Linked DNA regions of Homo sapiens: region 2 is linked to region 1. Evidence: read pairs that join two places in POLR2A ChIA-PET (ENCODE). Cell type or tissue: Caco-2. All regions are shown on one strand.

Evidence for each region. ChIA-PET counts read pairs that join two places held together with the same protein. Peaks named below come from ENCODE experiments on the same cell type or tissue, not always from the same donor. Only the 100,000 strongest peaks of a DNase experiment are listed, where the experiment ranks them.
Region 2: POLR2A ChIA-PET joins it to region 1 with 7 read pairs; 3 of 35 experiments call an interaction of 5 or more read pairs at or near these places.

The regions. Positions count from the first base shown.
Region 1 is chr1:45,537,787-45,545,786 of GRCh38, forward strand. No RefSeq gene overlaps it. Among named protein-coding and RNA genes, the nearest start is that of AKR1A1, 9.0 kb to the right of the region's middle. RefSeq lists enhancers at 484-984, 985-1,485, 5,905-6,054, 6,075-6,124, 7,921-8,000 and a silencer at 7,181-7,230. In Caco-2, no CTCF peak of the experiment used is centred here; DNase peaks (open chromatin) are centred at 4,995 and 7,953.
Region 2 is chr1:45,650,786-45,658,785 of GRCh38, forward strand. GPBP1L1 (GC-rich promoter binding protein 1 like 1) reads right to left here. Exons shown (of 13, transcript NM_021639.5): 5 at 4,405-4,534; 6 at 3,758-4,044. It also overlaps the pseudogene RPL7AP16. Among named protein-coding and RNA genes, the nearest start is that of CCDC17, 31 kb to the left of the region's middle. In Caco-2, no CTCF peak of the experiment used is centred here; no DNase peak of the experiment used is centred here.

The DNA.
Region 1 (8,000 bases):
GCCTCAGCCTCGGAGTAGCTGGGACTACAGGTGTGCGCCACCACACACAGCTAATTATTGTATTTTTAGTAGAGACAGTGTTTCACCATGTTGGCCAGGATGGTCTCAATCTCCTGACCTCGTGATCCACCCACCTTGGCCTCCCAAAGTGCTAGGATTACAGGCATGAGCCACCGCACCCGGCCTTTTTTATTTTATAAAGACAGAGTCTTGCTCTTGTCACCCAGGTTGGAGTGCAATGGTGTGATTTTGGCTCACTGCAACCTCTGCCTCCTGGGTTCAAGTGATTCTCCTGCCTCAGCCTCCCGAGTAGCTGGGACTACAGACACCCACCACCACACCCAGCTAATTTTTGTATTTTTAGTAGAGACAGCATTTTACCATATTGACCAGGCTGGTCTCGAACTCCTGACCTCAGGTGATCCACCTGCCTTGGCCTCCCAAAGTGCTGGGATTACAGGTGTGAGCCACCGCACCTGGCCCTTTTTGTTTTTTTCAGTCTGAATCTTTTTCATTCAGCCTGCTGCCCAGGCTGGAGTGCAGTGGCGTGATCTCAATTCACTGCAACCTCCACCTCCCGGGTTCAAGCAACTCTCCTGCCTTAGCTCCCTGAGTAGCTGGGACTATGGGCGTGCACCACCAAGCCCGGCTAGTTTTTGTATTTTCTGTAGAAACGGGGTTTCGCCATGTTGGTCAGACTGGTCTCGAACTCCTGACCTCAAGTGACCCACCCGCCTCAGCCTCCCAAAGTGCTGGGATTACAGGAATAAGCCACCATGCTCGGCCATATTTGGTGATCTTATTTTTGAGTGTCATGACGATGCAAAGAGGACATGTTGGAGCCAGGAGACTGATGGAATCCTGCCCTCACCCAATTTATTGGTATCTGTCATAAGTGTACAAGTCCCATATTCATGTCAGCAGAGAAAGTGCTGAACAGGGCCGGGCGCGGTGGCTCACGCCTATGATCCCAGCACTTTGGGAGGCCGAGGCGGGCGGATCACAAGGTCAGGAAATCAAGACCATCCTGCTAACATGGTGAAACCCCGTCTCTACTAAAAAATACAAAAAATTAGCCGGGCGTCGTGGCGGGCGCCTGTAGTCCCAGCTACTCGGGAGGCTGAGGCAGGAGAATGGCGTGAACCGGAGAGGCGGAGCTTGCAGTGAGCCCAGATCACGCCACTGCACTCCAGCCTGGGCGACAGAGCGAGACTCCGCCTCAAAAAAAAAAAAGAAAAGAAAAGAAAAGAAAAGAAAAGAAAGTGCTGAACAGATATTTGCTGAATTAATCAGTCTCAATTTCCCCATTTTCAAAGATCTTAGTACCTGCTTCCTTCTACCATATGTTAGCAAGAAGATTAAATATAAAATTAATATACTTATTACTATTTTCTGAGTTTGTTGGAAGCAGAGAGTGTGGTAAGTCAGCCTCCTCTAAAACGGAGCCAAACACAGCCACTTTGGATGGTGGCGTGGAACTGCTGACAGGAGTGAGCTTTACTTATGGAGAACTAATCTAAGCCTGAGAATTGCACTGTAACTTCTATCCTTCTCCTTCCTGGAGGGGGAGGGGGGGAAATACAGGCATTTTTCTTTTTCTTTTTCTTTTGAGATGGAATCTTGCTCTGTTGCCCAGACTGGAGTGTGGTAGTGCAATCTCGGCTCACTGCAACCTCCGCCTCCTGGTTTCAAGCAATTCTCTTGCCTCAGCCTCCTGAGTAGCTGGGATTACAGGCACCTGCCACCACACCCGGCTAATTTTTTTTTTTTTTGAGACGGAGTCTCGCTCTGTCGCCCAGACTGGAGTGCAGTGGCACGATCTCGGCTCACTGCAAGCTCCGCCCCCTGGGTTCATGCCATTCTCCTGCCTCAGCTTCCCAAGTAGCTAGGAATACAGGTGCCCGCCACTATGACCGGCTAATTTTTTGTATATTTAGTAGAGATGGGATTTCACCGTGTTAGCCAGGATGGTCTCGAACTCCTGACCTCATCATCCGCCTGCCTCGGCCTTCCAAAGTGCTGGGATTACAGGCATGAGCCACCACATCTGGCCCCAGAGTAGCTTTTTTTTTTTTGAGACGGAGTTTTGCTCTTGTTGCCCAGACTGGAGTGCGGTGGCATGATCTCGGCTCACCGTAACCTCTGCCTCCCGGGTTCAAGCGATTCTCCTGCCTCAGGCTCCCGAGTAGCTGGGATTACAGGCATGCACCACCATGCCCAGCTAATTTTGTATTTTTAGTAGAGATGGGGTTTCTTCATGTTGGTCAGGCTGGTCTTGAACTCCCCACCTCAGGTGATCCACCTGCCTCAGCCTTCCAAAGTGCTGGGATTACAGTTGTGAGCCACTGTGCCCAGCCCAGAGTAGTAATTTTTGTTTGTTTGTTTTTTGAGATGGAGTCTTGCTTTGTTGCCAGGCTGGAGTGCAGTGGTGTGATCTTGGCTCACTGCAACCTCTACCTCCCAGGTTCAAGTAGCTGGGAATACAGGTGCGTGCCACCACGGCCAGCTAATTTTTTGTATTTTTCAGTAGAGATGGGGTTTTACCGTGTAAGCCAGGATGGTCTGGATCTCCTGACCTTGTGATCCACCCGTCTCGGCCTCCCCAAGTGCTGGGATTACAGGCGTGAGCCACCACACCCAGCCCAGAGTAGCTATTTTTTAAGTGTGTAAGAATTGGGCCCCTACTGCCTTAGGTGGGACAAACCAGTGTGGGGATTTTCACTGGAGATGTTTTTGATCAGTGCTATAAACTGGATTTGCTGCTTCAATCTCAAGGGGGTTTTCAGACAGGGTCTGGCCAGGGAACTCCAGAGTTCTAATTAACTTCTAATTGGCCATTTAAATAATAATATCTCGGTCTGTCCAATGCTCAGAGATCCTGAAGGATTTTATCTAATGAAGAAGGTATTTTGCTTCTTACTAGTGTCCCAGGCTTATGTGGAGCTTAATTAATGTTCATTGAGTGCCATTTGCTTCTGGTGACCCTGAAATCCTGTTGCCTCTCCGAAATAGACTCAAATATCTTGTCTCCAACTGGACAAGAACACAGTCAAGCCAAGTAGCTTGGCTATAATTGGTCTATGACTAACATGGCAGCCTTATATCAAAGGCTTATTGCTAGAATCCCTAGAAAAAGAAATGAGGTAAAAGTACAGCAGGCGCCATGTCTGGCCACAAAGACGGCAAGAAGCCCCTGAAACAGCACAAGGAGCAGGCCGAGGAGATGAATGACTAAGATGACGCTTTTAAGCAGAAACAAAAAGAGAAGCAGGCCAGGCCAGGCATGGTTGCTCATGGTTGTAGTCCCAGCACTTTGGGAGGCTGAGGCTAGAAGATCACTTGAGTCCAGGAGTTCGAGACTAGCCTGGCCAAAATGGCAAAACCCTGTCTCTACCAAAAATTTTAAAAATTAGCCAAGTGTGCTGGTGTACACCTGTAGTCCCAGGACACCTATAGTCAGGAGGCTGAGGTGGGAGTATCACTTGAGCCCAGGAGATCAAGGCTGCAATGAACCATGATCACACCATTGTGAGATCCATGATCTAGCCTGGGTGACAGAGTGAGATCCTGTCTCAAAAAAAAAAAAAAAAAAAAGGGAAGCAAAAAACCAAACCAAAACAAAACAAAAGATAACATAAAAACAAAACAAAAGGAAGCAAAAAGCCAGGCATGGTGGCTCACATCTGTAATCCCAGCACTTTGGAAAGCCAAGGCAAGCAGATCACCTGAGGTCAGCAGTTCGAGACCAGCCAGACCAACATGGAGAAACCCTGTTTATACTAAAAAAAAATATATATATATATATACAAATACAAAAATTAGCCAGGCGTGGTGGTGCATGCCTGTAATCCTAGCTATTCTGGAGGCTGAGGCAGGAGAATCGCTTGAACCCGAGGGGCAGAGGTTGTGGTGAGCCAAGATCGCACTATTGCACTCCAGCCTGGGCAACAAGAGCAAAACTCCGTCTCAAAAAGAAAAAAAAAAAAAAAGGAAGCAAAAGAAACTCAAGAGCTAAAAAATGGAGGTCTCAGGGACGGGCCTGGCTGAGGTGGGAAGATCACTTGAGGCGGGAAGTTCAAGACCAGCCTGGGCAACATAGAGAGACACTGTCTCTACAAAAAAGTGAAAAAATTAGCAACGCATAGTGGTGCGTGCCTATAGCCCTAGTTACTCAGAAGACTGAGGTAAGAGGATCCCTTGAGGCCTGGAGTTTGAGATTACATTGAGCTATGATTATACCACTGCACTCCAGCCTGCACAATAGAGCAAGAATAAACTTTTGGCTGGGCATTGTAGCTCATGCCTGTAATCCCAGCACTTTGGGAGGCTGAGGTGAGTAGATCATGAGGTCAGGAGTTCAAGACCAGCCTGATCAATATGGTGAAACCCCGTCTCTAATAAAAATACAAAAAAAATTAGCTGAGCCTTGTGTCAGGCACCTGTAATCCCAGCTACTCAGGAGGCTGAGGTAGGAGAATTGCTTGAACCTGGGAGGCAGAGTTTGCAGTGAGCCAAGATCGCGCCATTGCACTCTGGGTGTGCAAAGGAGAGTCTCTGGAGCAAGACTCCGGAGCAAGACTCCATGTTAAAAAAAAAAAAAAAAAAAAGAATAAACCTTTAAAGAAAAAAAAGAAAAATCATACAGTGGCTTATCATCTCCCAGCCCAGAATCCTACCAGAGTTGGCCCTTTGGTCTTTGTTCTACTCTAAATTATGTATCACCTGGAATTAAACCAACTGATTTAAAAAAAGAAGAAGAAAAAAAGAAAGGAAATCAGGTTCTTAAAGCCCAGCACTAGTAGAGCTCAGACAAGTTACCTTTTTATCCTAATGAAGTAGGAAGGGCACCACTATGTACCTAGCACCCAGGAATGTTTAACCTTTACTCACGTTCTGCCTGGAGAAGGAAGCCAGGCTGCAATGCAGGGATCTGGCTCCTGAACTCTGTCAAGGCTGAGGCAGGGCTGGATAAGAAATCTCTACCCCCATGTCAGGCTTGTGACCAGCCTCCTCCCTCATCTTGCACAACCTTGATCCAGGGGCAGGAACTGATACACTGGCCTTTGGAAGCCGTAGGACTTTGAACTTCGTTGAACTTCGGAGCTGAAGGGCTGAACAGAGCTGGTGCCAAACCCACTTTTAGTAACCCCATAGTTTTTTTTTCCCCCCACTTAACAACATATCAAAGACATTTTTTCCACAACAATACTTACATATTTACTTTATCCTTGTTGTGTCTGTATTTATCACATGGATGCACAACAATTTATTTTGGATATTCCCTTCCTACAAATATTTACGTAATATGTTTTAATTTTTTTATATTAAAAATATATTTTAAAAATAGAGACAGGGTCTCGCTATGTTGCCCGGGCTGGTCTCAAACTGCTGGCCCCAAGCAATCCTCCAATCTTGGCCTCCCAAAGTGCTGGGATTACAGGCGTGAGCCACCACGCTCAGCTGATTTGGGTAATCTAAACAACACAGTAAACAGCCTTGTCCCTTTTCTATTATTTCCTAAAACTAAGTTCCTTACAATTGCTGAATCAGAAGGGATGGACATTTAACATTTTCATATATATTATCAAATTGCCTTATATATATGTTTTCTTTTTCTTTCTCCTACTTGTATTTTGAAGTATATATATTTAAATTTGTAATACTTTTTTTTTTTTTTTTTTTTTTTTTTTAGAGACAGGGTCTTGCTTTGTCATCCAGGCTGGAGTGCAGTGGCACAATCATAGCTAACTGTAACCTCAAACTCCTGGGCTTCAGTGATCCTCCCACCTCAGCCTCCATTGTAGCTAGGACTACAGGTGCACAACACCTCTATTTTTGTAGAGACAGGGTCTCAGTATGCTGCCCTGGCCTCATGTGATCCTCCCACCCAGCCTATGCTCCCTTCTTATCAAACCACATGTAGTTCCTGGAATGTAACATCCTGCTTCATTCCTCCACAACTTGGCACATATCAATTCCTCTGCTCAGACTACCATTCTCCAGCTTCCTTTAACTCCCTTCCCAACAACAGTCTATTTTTCCAAAAAACTCCTGGCACATGGTAGATATCATTAAATATTGGTCAGTCGAATGAATAAATCAATCACTTCTACCCACTTTTAGCACAGAGCAGCCTCTGTGGGTGACATGTGCAACAGAAGACCGTAAAATTAGGAAATGCAGTTGACAGGGGAAATCCGCACCGCCATATGACAGGCTGTCTGCTTCCGTCAGCGGTTATTCCCTTGCCTGCCTGCCCTAGCCCACACCACTTCCTCCTCTTCCCCCCACCCCCGACTTTCCAGTCCCAGTCCATTGGTTTCAGTTGGCTGCAGCCTCCTTTCCACCACTTCACTGCAGCATTGATCTTTGTAACTGCCATAATAGAACTGATTCCTACCCTGATATAACTATAGCTTCTATGCCAACAGCTGTAGCTCTACATAATCATGTGTGTGCATGTACAGGTGTAAGTGTGCTTGCATGGGTGCATGAGTGTATATGTGCGCATGCATGAGAGAGAAAGAGACTGCAACCCTGTGCAGAGTCCTCCTCCTCTATTCTGGAGTTCTGTCTCTGTCAGGGATGGGTGGCAGTTTGTAGTAGTTTCACTTGAAGGGGTAGGAGAAGAGGGAACAGTTTTCCTATTTCAACCTAGCTTGCAGCAGCCTATTTTGAATATAAATAATAATCATTACCACTCATTAAATCTCTATGTACCACCAGGCACTTTACATCCATTGTTTCATTTAATCCCCAAACAACTCAAAAAAGTAAGCATGGCCAGCTTGGTGGCTCATGCCTATAACTGCAGCACTTTTGGGAGGCCAAGGTGGGAGGATCGCTTGAGCCCAGGAGTTTGAGATCACCTGGGCAAATATAGTAAGACCTCGTCTCTACAAAAAATAAACAAAATTAGCTGAGCACGGTGGTGGACAGTTGTAGTCCCAGCTACTTGGGAGGCTGAGGTGGGAGGATTGTTTGAGCCTGGGAAGTCAACACTGCAGTGAGCCGTGATCATGCCACTGCACTCTAGCCTAGATGATAGAGTAAGACTCTGTCTCAAAAAATAAATAACATATATTTAAGAAATTAAGAATTTTGCTTTGGTGCATAATCAGGAAAAAAGCAATAAATGGTTCTGAGGACCAAGTCACTCTGGTGGGATTGGGGATTGGAGCTCAGATCCCAAAAGATGAGGTAGCTGACTGCATAATGCAGTCCCCAGGGCCTGGTGCCAGCCTTGCTGGCTCTCAGCAGCCACTTGAATGGGACCACAGGATTTGAGGGGCCTGAGAGGGAGAATAATGCCTCAGTGCACAGGCCCAGGGCCATTTCCAGTAGCTACCTGTGTAGGGACTTTCACTACTTGGGGGAAATGAGTCAGGTCTTGTGAAGTTGGTTTCAGAGCTGGCCAGAGTTTAGGAATGATTCGGCCCTAATAGGGGATTAGAAGGAACTTAAATATGTTCCTTAAATGTGCGCTCATTACAATGTCACTAGAAGGTCCACGCATAAAGTCAAGATCTTGTTCAGGCCCCCTTATCGCCCTGCTTCGTATATGGGTCCTCTGGGAACCTGAACTCTGTTCTTCATTCTCATTCAGACAGCCTAGCCTACAGTAAGCAGGAAGTGCCAGCAAATAAGTCACTGGGGTAGCTCCGGGACAAACTCAGAGACTTGGACAGCAGGCATTTATTTCTTCATCTCTTCTACCTGGCCACATTCCTCTTAGGGTCTAGAAACCCCTGCCAAATGCTAAAACGTTCAGTGAGGGGTGCTGAGAACTTAACCTTTCCCTCCCTCCTGCCTAGTTGTCCAGAAAGGGATGCTCCCTTCTCCTTCCTAGACAGCCATTCTCACTTTCTAGCTCTTCATCTGTTTCAGCCTCCTCTGTCGCCACACAAGGCCAACCCTGCACACACACATAGGTATGCATTCTGCCTGTTCTACATTAGCCCCTCTGGACTGTGAACCTTGAAGGCAGAGAACAAGGCTGG
Region 2 (8,000 bases), 110 kb after region 1:
TTACTCTCCTTGAGCGATTTTATTTATCCACAAACCTCAACTATTATCTCTATTTTCAAGTGCACTTCTCTAGACCTAACCCATCTCTTTGGCATCAAGAATTTGTTTTCTCCAACCAATTCTGCTCCTTCTGCTTTCTCTCTTCAAGTTAATTACATATTATTCATCAAGTCACTTTGGATAGAAATCTTTAGGAAAATTTGCATTACCTTTTTATGTAAAGAAAGCTCAACAGTGTACATTTAATCCAATTGGTGGCAAGTTCTTTAGCCTTTGCCTTTTTGAGCTTGGCAATGCGAGTCACAGACTTGGGACCCAGGACATTGCCTCCCCAGTGATGGCAGATCTCATCGTATCTGTCATTGTAATTGATCCTGATAGCTTCCACCAGCTTAGACAAACCTCCTTTGTCTTCCAAGTTAACCTGTGTGAAGGCAACCAGTGGTGCAGGTCTTTCTGTGGAGTAGACATCCCACTCTTGACTTCCCCTTGATAATGCAGTAAGGGACCCCCATTTTACGACACAGGGCAGGTAGGAAGACAACCAGCTTGATGGGATCCATGTCATATGCAATCACCACTAGCTGAGTCTTCGTGTTCTCCACCAAGGTGGTGAAGTGCTGACTCCTGCTTGAAAGACAGGTGGTCTCTTACTGGGGACATCCCCTTTGCTGGCAGCTTTCTTCTCAGCCTGGGCCAATAGCCTCTGCTTCTTTCTCTTGCTTTGCCTCTGATCTGTACTTGTGGGCCAGCTTAAGTAGCTGAGTAGCTGTTTGGCAGCGCAAGGCCTGGATGAACTGGTTAATCGCAGGAGGCATTTTCAGCTGCATATAGAGGATGGCTCTCTGCTGCTGCAACCTGATATAGCAGGGCCATTTCACAAAGCAGGTGAGGTCTCTTTTGGGCTGGGTGTCCTGTCCAATGCCAAAATTCTTAGGCCTTTTCTTAAATAGCGGATTCACCACTTTCTTGGCTCTGCTTCTTGACGACAGCAGGGGCCAGAGCCAACTTCTTCCCCTTGCCCTTCTTTCCTTTCGGCATCTTGGGTGGCGGGAGGAGAAGAAATCTTATTTTTGACTCTTCCTTCTCTAATTAACAATACCTCAGTTCCAATCCTTTAAGTTTAGTCTCCAAAACAAGGTCTTTTACAAACTGAATTTCCATTAACAGAAAAATGGATAAATAAATCAAGTGTATTCACACAATATAATATTTGCTATAGAGTAGTAAAAAAGATCTAGAGCAAGGTTTGTCAGCCATGACACTACTAACATTTTAGCCTGGTTAATTCTGTTATGAGGCTGTCCAGTGCGTTTTAAGTGTTTAGCAACATCCCTGATCTCTACATGTTAGGTGATATTAACACTAACCCCAGTTGTGACAACAAAGATGTCTCCATATAATGCCAAATATCCCCCAGCGGGCAAACTTGCCCCTAGTTGAGAACCACTAAGCTAGAGCCTCATGATTCAACACATGTAAACTTCAAACAATTTTACATAAATAAGAGAATTACAGTATGAATTATTCATATGAAGGTAAAAAAATGCACAAATTGATAAAATAGAATGTTTGTATCATTCCCACTGGGAATGTCACAGGACTGATAATGAAGTTTCTAATCAAACTATGCTAATCAGTAGCATACTACCCAGTTTAAAAGGTACAATTACTTCTACTTTACTCCACACTATTTCTTGTTTGCTACAATCTTCTCTTTTTCTTAATGAAGTACGTAAGAAATCAAAACTATTGGGGATTCAAATAAATTAGTCTTCTATATGCACAGTTGGCTATGGTTATAATATTAGATATACTCTAAATATTTCATTTCAGATACAAATTATGTTAAAATCATTATGGGTTTATTTAATCATAGAATAAAAGTATTAAAGGAAAGTTGTTTTTTAATAAGAATATACTGTGATTGCTGCATTTTTTTTTTTTTAAGAGATAGAGTCTTGCTTCCACCTCCGCCTCCCAAGTAGCTGGGGCTATAGGTGCACGCCACCCATGTCCACCAGCTCTGTTGCTAATGCTTTCATTGCTAGTTTGATATGAATTTCATCAAGTTCCTTAAGTGTAATGAGCAACATACATTGTTTTCAAATCATTCCCACTGGTCTTTCTTGGATTTGCTTGTAATACAAGTTTGCTGTATAAATAATAAAGATTACATTTGAAATTGTAGTAATTTCTGGACTATTTGTTATCTAGAACATTCTGGACAAATATTCAATATGTAAGGGCAGTATAGACCTTCCTGAGGATAAAGTTTTGAAGAACACTCACCTGGGAATAGGAATTCACATTAATATATAATTTACAGCAAGGACCCCAGGTCACTTCCTAGACTTGAGGGTAGAGGAGCTAATGCCTAAATTTCACTCCTCTTTAGGTGACTCTACTAACTGATGAAATGGCTATAACAGAAGCGACTGATCGATGTGCTACTTAAAAACAGCTAGAGGCTGGGTGTGGTGGCTGTCTGTAATCCTAGCACTTTGGGAGGCCGAGGTGGGAAGATCACTTGAGGTCAGGCATTTGAGACTGGCCTGGGCAACATAGTGATAGCTAGTCTGTATAAGAAACAAAAAAATTAGCTGGGCGTGGTGGCATGAATGCAGTGGGGCAATCATAGCTCACTGCAGCCTCAAACTCCTGGGCTCAAGTAATCCTCCTGCCTCAGTCTCCCTAGTGGCTGGGACCGCAGACATGTGCCATCATGCCCAGCTAATTTTTCAAAAATTTTTTATAGAGACAAGGATCTTGCTGTGCTGCCCAGGCTGGTCTCAAACTCCTGGCATCAAGCAATCCTCCTGCCTTGGTCTCTGAAAGTGCTGGGATTACAGGCATGAGCCACTATGCCTGGCCAACTTAAAGATACTGATTTGTTAAAATGATAATCTTTTTTTTCTTTTTTTTTTTTTTGAGACAGAGTCTCACTCTATTGCCCAGACTGGAGTGTAATGGCGCAATCTCAGCCCACTGCAACCTCTGCCACCTGGGTTCACGTGATTCTCCTGCCTCAGCCTCCTGAGTAGCTGGAATTATAGGCACTTGCCACCAAGCCCAGCTAATTTTTGTGTTTTTAGTAGATATGGGGTTTCACCATGTTGGTCAGGCTGATCTTGAACTCCTGCCCTCAGGTGATCCACCCGCCTCGGCTTCCCAAAGTGCTCAGATTACAAGCATGAGCCACCGAGCCCAGCCTGATAATCTTTTCTTAAATAAAATATATTTAAAACATTTTAAAGATACTCTGAAAATGCTACCTTTGATTTAAGAGGCCAAAAGGCATGTAATTTAACACACAATAACATCAAGTGTTACTGAACGCATAGGCAACAGCTGAAATACTCCCAATTACATGTTCATGTCACAGTAATTTTATGTGATAGAGAACAAAATCAAGAGAAAAAATGTTTTATCATAGTTGGAAAAAAGACAATTTAACATGCAAGAGTACATTTTAACATAATTATATTTGAGTAAACTTTATAAGACTTAAGAGAAATTAAATATTTTTCTAAATTCCAAAGACACAAAGATGAAAAATTTGCTACAAGTTACATAGGAGTTTTGGTCACCATTTTCAAATATTATCAACTTAACTTCTTTCCTCTAAAACAATAAAAACCTCAACTTACAAATTCCTTTTTCTGTAATTTCTGAAATGTTCTCATTACTAACAGGGTCTCATATTTCAGACATTATTTGTTGGCTTCTAACCACACATCTAAAGATTCATACTTACAAAGTCCTCCTCTTCAAACTGCAACTTTTCCACCTTGTCTTCTTTCTTTTCTTCCCTAATCTCCATAGGTGGCTTTTCCTGAAAAGCACACCCTTTCCGGGAGTGGAAGCTGCCATTCCAATGGCGATGGTTCCCTGTGCCACCTCCACTACGTTGGCTCATGCCATCATGACCTCGGGAAGAGCTATGCCAACCAGATGGGTTCCCTGTGATTCCAGCATATGCTCCCTTAGAGACACCAGAGTCCACAGAATCATGGCGGAACAGGGAGGGCTGGTGCCAAGAATCTAGAATAGTAAAGAAAAGGACTAATTAGATTGTTTGCTTCCTGATTTGGTTTACGGTATTGGCCAAAGGCCTTCAGGAGACCTCGTTAATAAAAAGTCCACACAAAAAAAATAAAAAAATGTATCTTTTCTTTGTGAGGTAATTTCTGAAATCAGTTCAACTGAACAGATGATTCATGAGAATCATAATCATAGTTAGACCTAGAAAGCCAATGTAGTTGCGTAATGACTACTAGAGAATCTAAATGAAAACTATGTTCAGAAAAGATCCTATTTCAAGATTACAGACATGTACCCACAGCCTGGGCTTGTCCTAAATGAGTAGCTTAAATATAGTCATGAAAGTTGGACATGGCTCACCTCCTGCAGTTCGTAGGGGACCATTGTTAAAAAAACCATCAGAGGAATTATGTCGACGGCGGCTTACTCCAAATCTACCTTCTCCTCTGGGTAGGTGCTCTCCGTGTTTTTCGAAGGTGGCAGTAGGTGACTAAGATGATGAAGTATGGAGAGGCAAATGGATAAATAGCTATTAGTCCTTTTCAATATCTTAATAGGCTTTGCATCAGGCCTTCAAAAAACAAGTAATAATGGTGATAGAAACTCATATTGTAAGCATATGGACCCTAAGGGTACCCACAGGTGCCTAATTTAGAGAAGTCCTAGGTTATATATTCAATTGCTAATTCACTTCCTTTATTCCAGGAGAGGAGAAAAGCTAGCCACTTCAATTGTTTGCATGAAAGGAGGCGGAGGGGAAAAAAGCCTTGCAAATATTCATAAATATAAGCTCCAAAACTTTACACTTAAAAATATTTACCTTGTAGGAGAGGAAAATCAAGATGATTGCCTCAAAAATAATTCTAAAGTTTTAGTATTTCTGGAATAAGGGTGAAGGCAACGGTTGAAATATCACCTTGGGAGGTCAGTAGTAATTACAGAACTTTTAAAAAAAAAAAAGAGATGAAGTCTCACGGTCGCCCAGGCTGGAGTGCAGTGGCACAATCAAAGCTCACTACAGCTGCTTACCCTTGAGCTTAAAGGATCCTCCTGCCTCGGCCTATGGAGTAGCTAGAACTATTGGCCCATGCCACTAAGACTGGCTAATTTTCTAAATTTTTTGTAGAGATGGGGGTCTCACTATGTTGCCCAGGCTGATCTCTCAGTCCTGGCCTCAAGCAATCCTCCTGCCTTGGCCTCTCAAAGCTCTGGGATTACAGGTATAAGCCACAGCTCCCAACTACTAGAGTTTTTACAGTTTTATAAAACATTTATTTCCAGATATAATACCTGTAACAATACTAAACTTTTGGCATCATACCCATTTTACTCATTTACACATAATGAAAGAGGTCAGAGAGAAAAAATAAGTCTTTGAGGTAACAAAACTGGAAGGAAGCAGTTTGAGAAACATTATTATAGATGAACTCTAATATCCCTTCCTATTTCAAAGAATTTTATTCTATGACATTCTTAAATGATAGAGACCAAAGTCCACAAAGCCATGAAAATATGGGTATGTTTGACAAGGAAAACCGTAAATCGGGGCATGTTTACATTTATTTTTCTTACTATCAACATCCTTGCCAATATTTTACCCATTCGAGTGGGTAAAAAGATTTTCTCCTGTTTTCTCTTAAAAGTTTTATGGTTTTAGCTTTTTAACTTATGTTCCATTTCAGGTTAATCTTTTTGTGTATGAAGCAAAGGCTGAGGTTCTTTACTCCGCCCCCATGTAGATAGAAGCTAGTTCTTCTAGCTCAAAAACACAACACTATCACTTCCCCATTGAATTACCTTTGTACTTTAGTCAAAAATCAACAAAATACATACATAAGCCTTTTTTTTTTTTTTTTAAGAGCCAGGGTCTCAGTCACCCAGGCTGGAGTACAGTAGCCCGATCACAGCTCACTGTAGCCTCAAACTCCTTGGCTCAAGCAATCCTCCTGCCTTAGCCTCCCAAGTAGCTGAGATGACAGGTATTCACCACCACACCTGCCTAGTTTTTGTTGTTGTTTTTTTTTTAAATTTTTCTTGTAGAGACAAGGTCTCACTTTGCTGCCCAAGCTGGTCTCAAACTCCTGGCTTTCAAGCAATCCTTCTGCCTCAGCCTCTCAAAGTGCTGGGATTACAGGCATGAGCCACTGAGCCCAGCCTCTACAGGCCTATTTTTGAACTCTCTATTCTATTCCTTTTATGTCTATCATTATGCCAAAACCACAGGGCTTTGCTTATTATAGTTTCGAAAATGAAAGAATGTCTTCTAATTCTTTTTACTTAAGTTCACGGTGCTAAAACAATTATTCTTCTCTGATAGATCTATATACTTTTCAGGTAGCCCACTAGCTCCAAGCTTTGGGTCAGATTAGGCCAATTATGAGGTCCTGCAAATTTTGTTAAGACAATTTGAAATGATGTTTAGAGCCGGGTGTGGTGGTTCATTGCTGTAATCCCAGCACTTTGGGAGACTGAGGCAGGTACATCGCTTGAGCCCAGGATTTCAAGACCAGCCGGGTAACATGGCAAAACCCTGTCTTCTACAGAAAACTACAAAAAATTAGCTGGGAGTGGTACTGTGCGCCTGTAATCCCAGCTACCTGGGAGGATGAGGTAGGAGGATCGCCTGAGCCAGGGAAGTCAAGGCTGCAGTAAGCCATGATCGCACCACTGCACTCCAGCCTGGGCAACAGAGTAAGACCCCGTCTCAATAAAAAAACAAACAAAAATCCCCAAATGAAGTTTAGCCTGGTACAGTGGCTCATGCCTGTAATCTCAGCACTTTTGGAGGCTGAGGTGACAGGATCGTTTGAGGCCAGTTCTAGACCACCTTGGGCAACATGGTGAGACCCTATCTCTACAAAAAACCCAAAAAAGTTAGCTGGGCATGGTGGTGCTCACCTGTAGTACCAGCTACTCTAGAGACTAGGGCGAGAGGATTGCTTGAGCCCGGGAGTTCAAGGCTGTAATGAATTATGACCATGCCACTGTACTCCAGCCTCGGTGACAGAGACCCTGTCTCAAAAATAAATGAGTAAAATAAAATTGAAACAAAATGAAGTTTAGAGCAAAAGATCATGGGTCTAGATGAGACCAGAAGCACCTTCCCAAAAGTCCACATTTTAAAATAGGAAAGGTAGGCCTTTATTTTTGGGAATGCCTACCAATTTCATCCTTCCTCTATTCGCTGGCAAAATGGGAAGCACTTTTAAGTTTACTAGCTTCCCAAACGTTTTATCAATAACTCAGGCTGATTCTTTTGTGTACTGTGACTAGGTCTGCTTTAATCTATATAAACTGGTAATTCCATTTGTGTTTACCCTTAATACAACACACATCCCCCCTGAAACTATTAAGTAGGTTAATGCCTCTAAAACAGTTTCTAGGATTTAATCTGAGATCCATGTAGTAGTTGAACAATCACTGCCTCTACCTTTTCCTCCTCTTCATCTATCGCCATAAACAAATGTGTGTTCACTCCAAAGGTCTGTTTACCCAAGTGCCATTCCCCTTTTACTTCTGCCCCTTTGACCTCCACAATAGGTTAGCAAGTACGTTTAATCTCCAAAGTGTGCTGCAGCTAATACAACACTTAACTGTGTCATGTAATGAGAAAAGCCTTAGGATATAATGAAAAAAGTGAGATACTTAAAAAAAGAAAAAAAGAAACATAAAAAAGTGAGATACTTGGCAGTAATAAGGTAGACATTCATGTGGACTGCCTAATTACTTACATCCTTCTAACAGAAAGCTATTAAGTCTATGAAAATGTTTTTGAAATCCTCACACGAGGTTGAATATATTAAAAAACATCAAGACTGGGCTGAGTGCAGTGGCTCACGCCTGTAATCCCAGCACTTTGGGAAGTCCAGGTAGGCGGATCACTTGAGCTTAGGAGTTGAAAACCAGCCTGGGCAACATGGTGAAATTCCATCTCTATAAAACAACAACAACAAAAA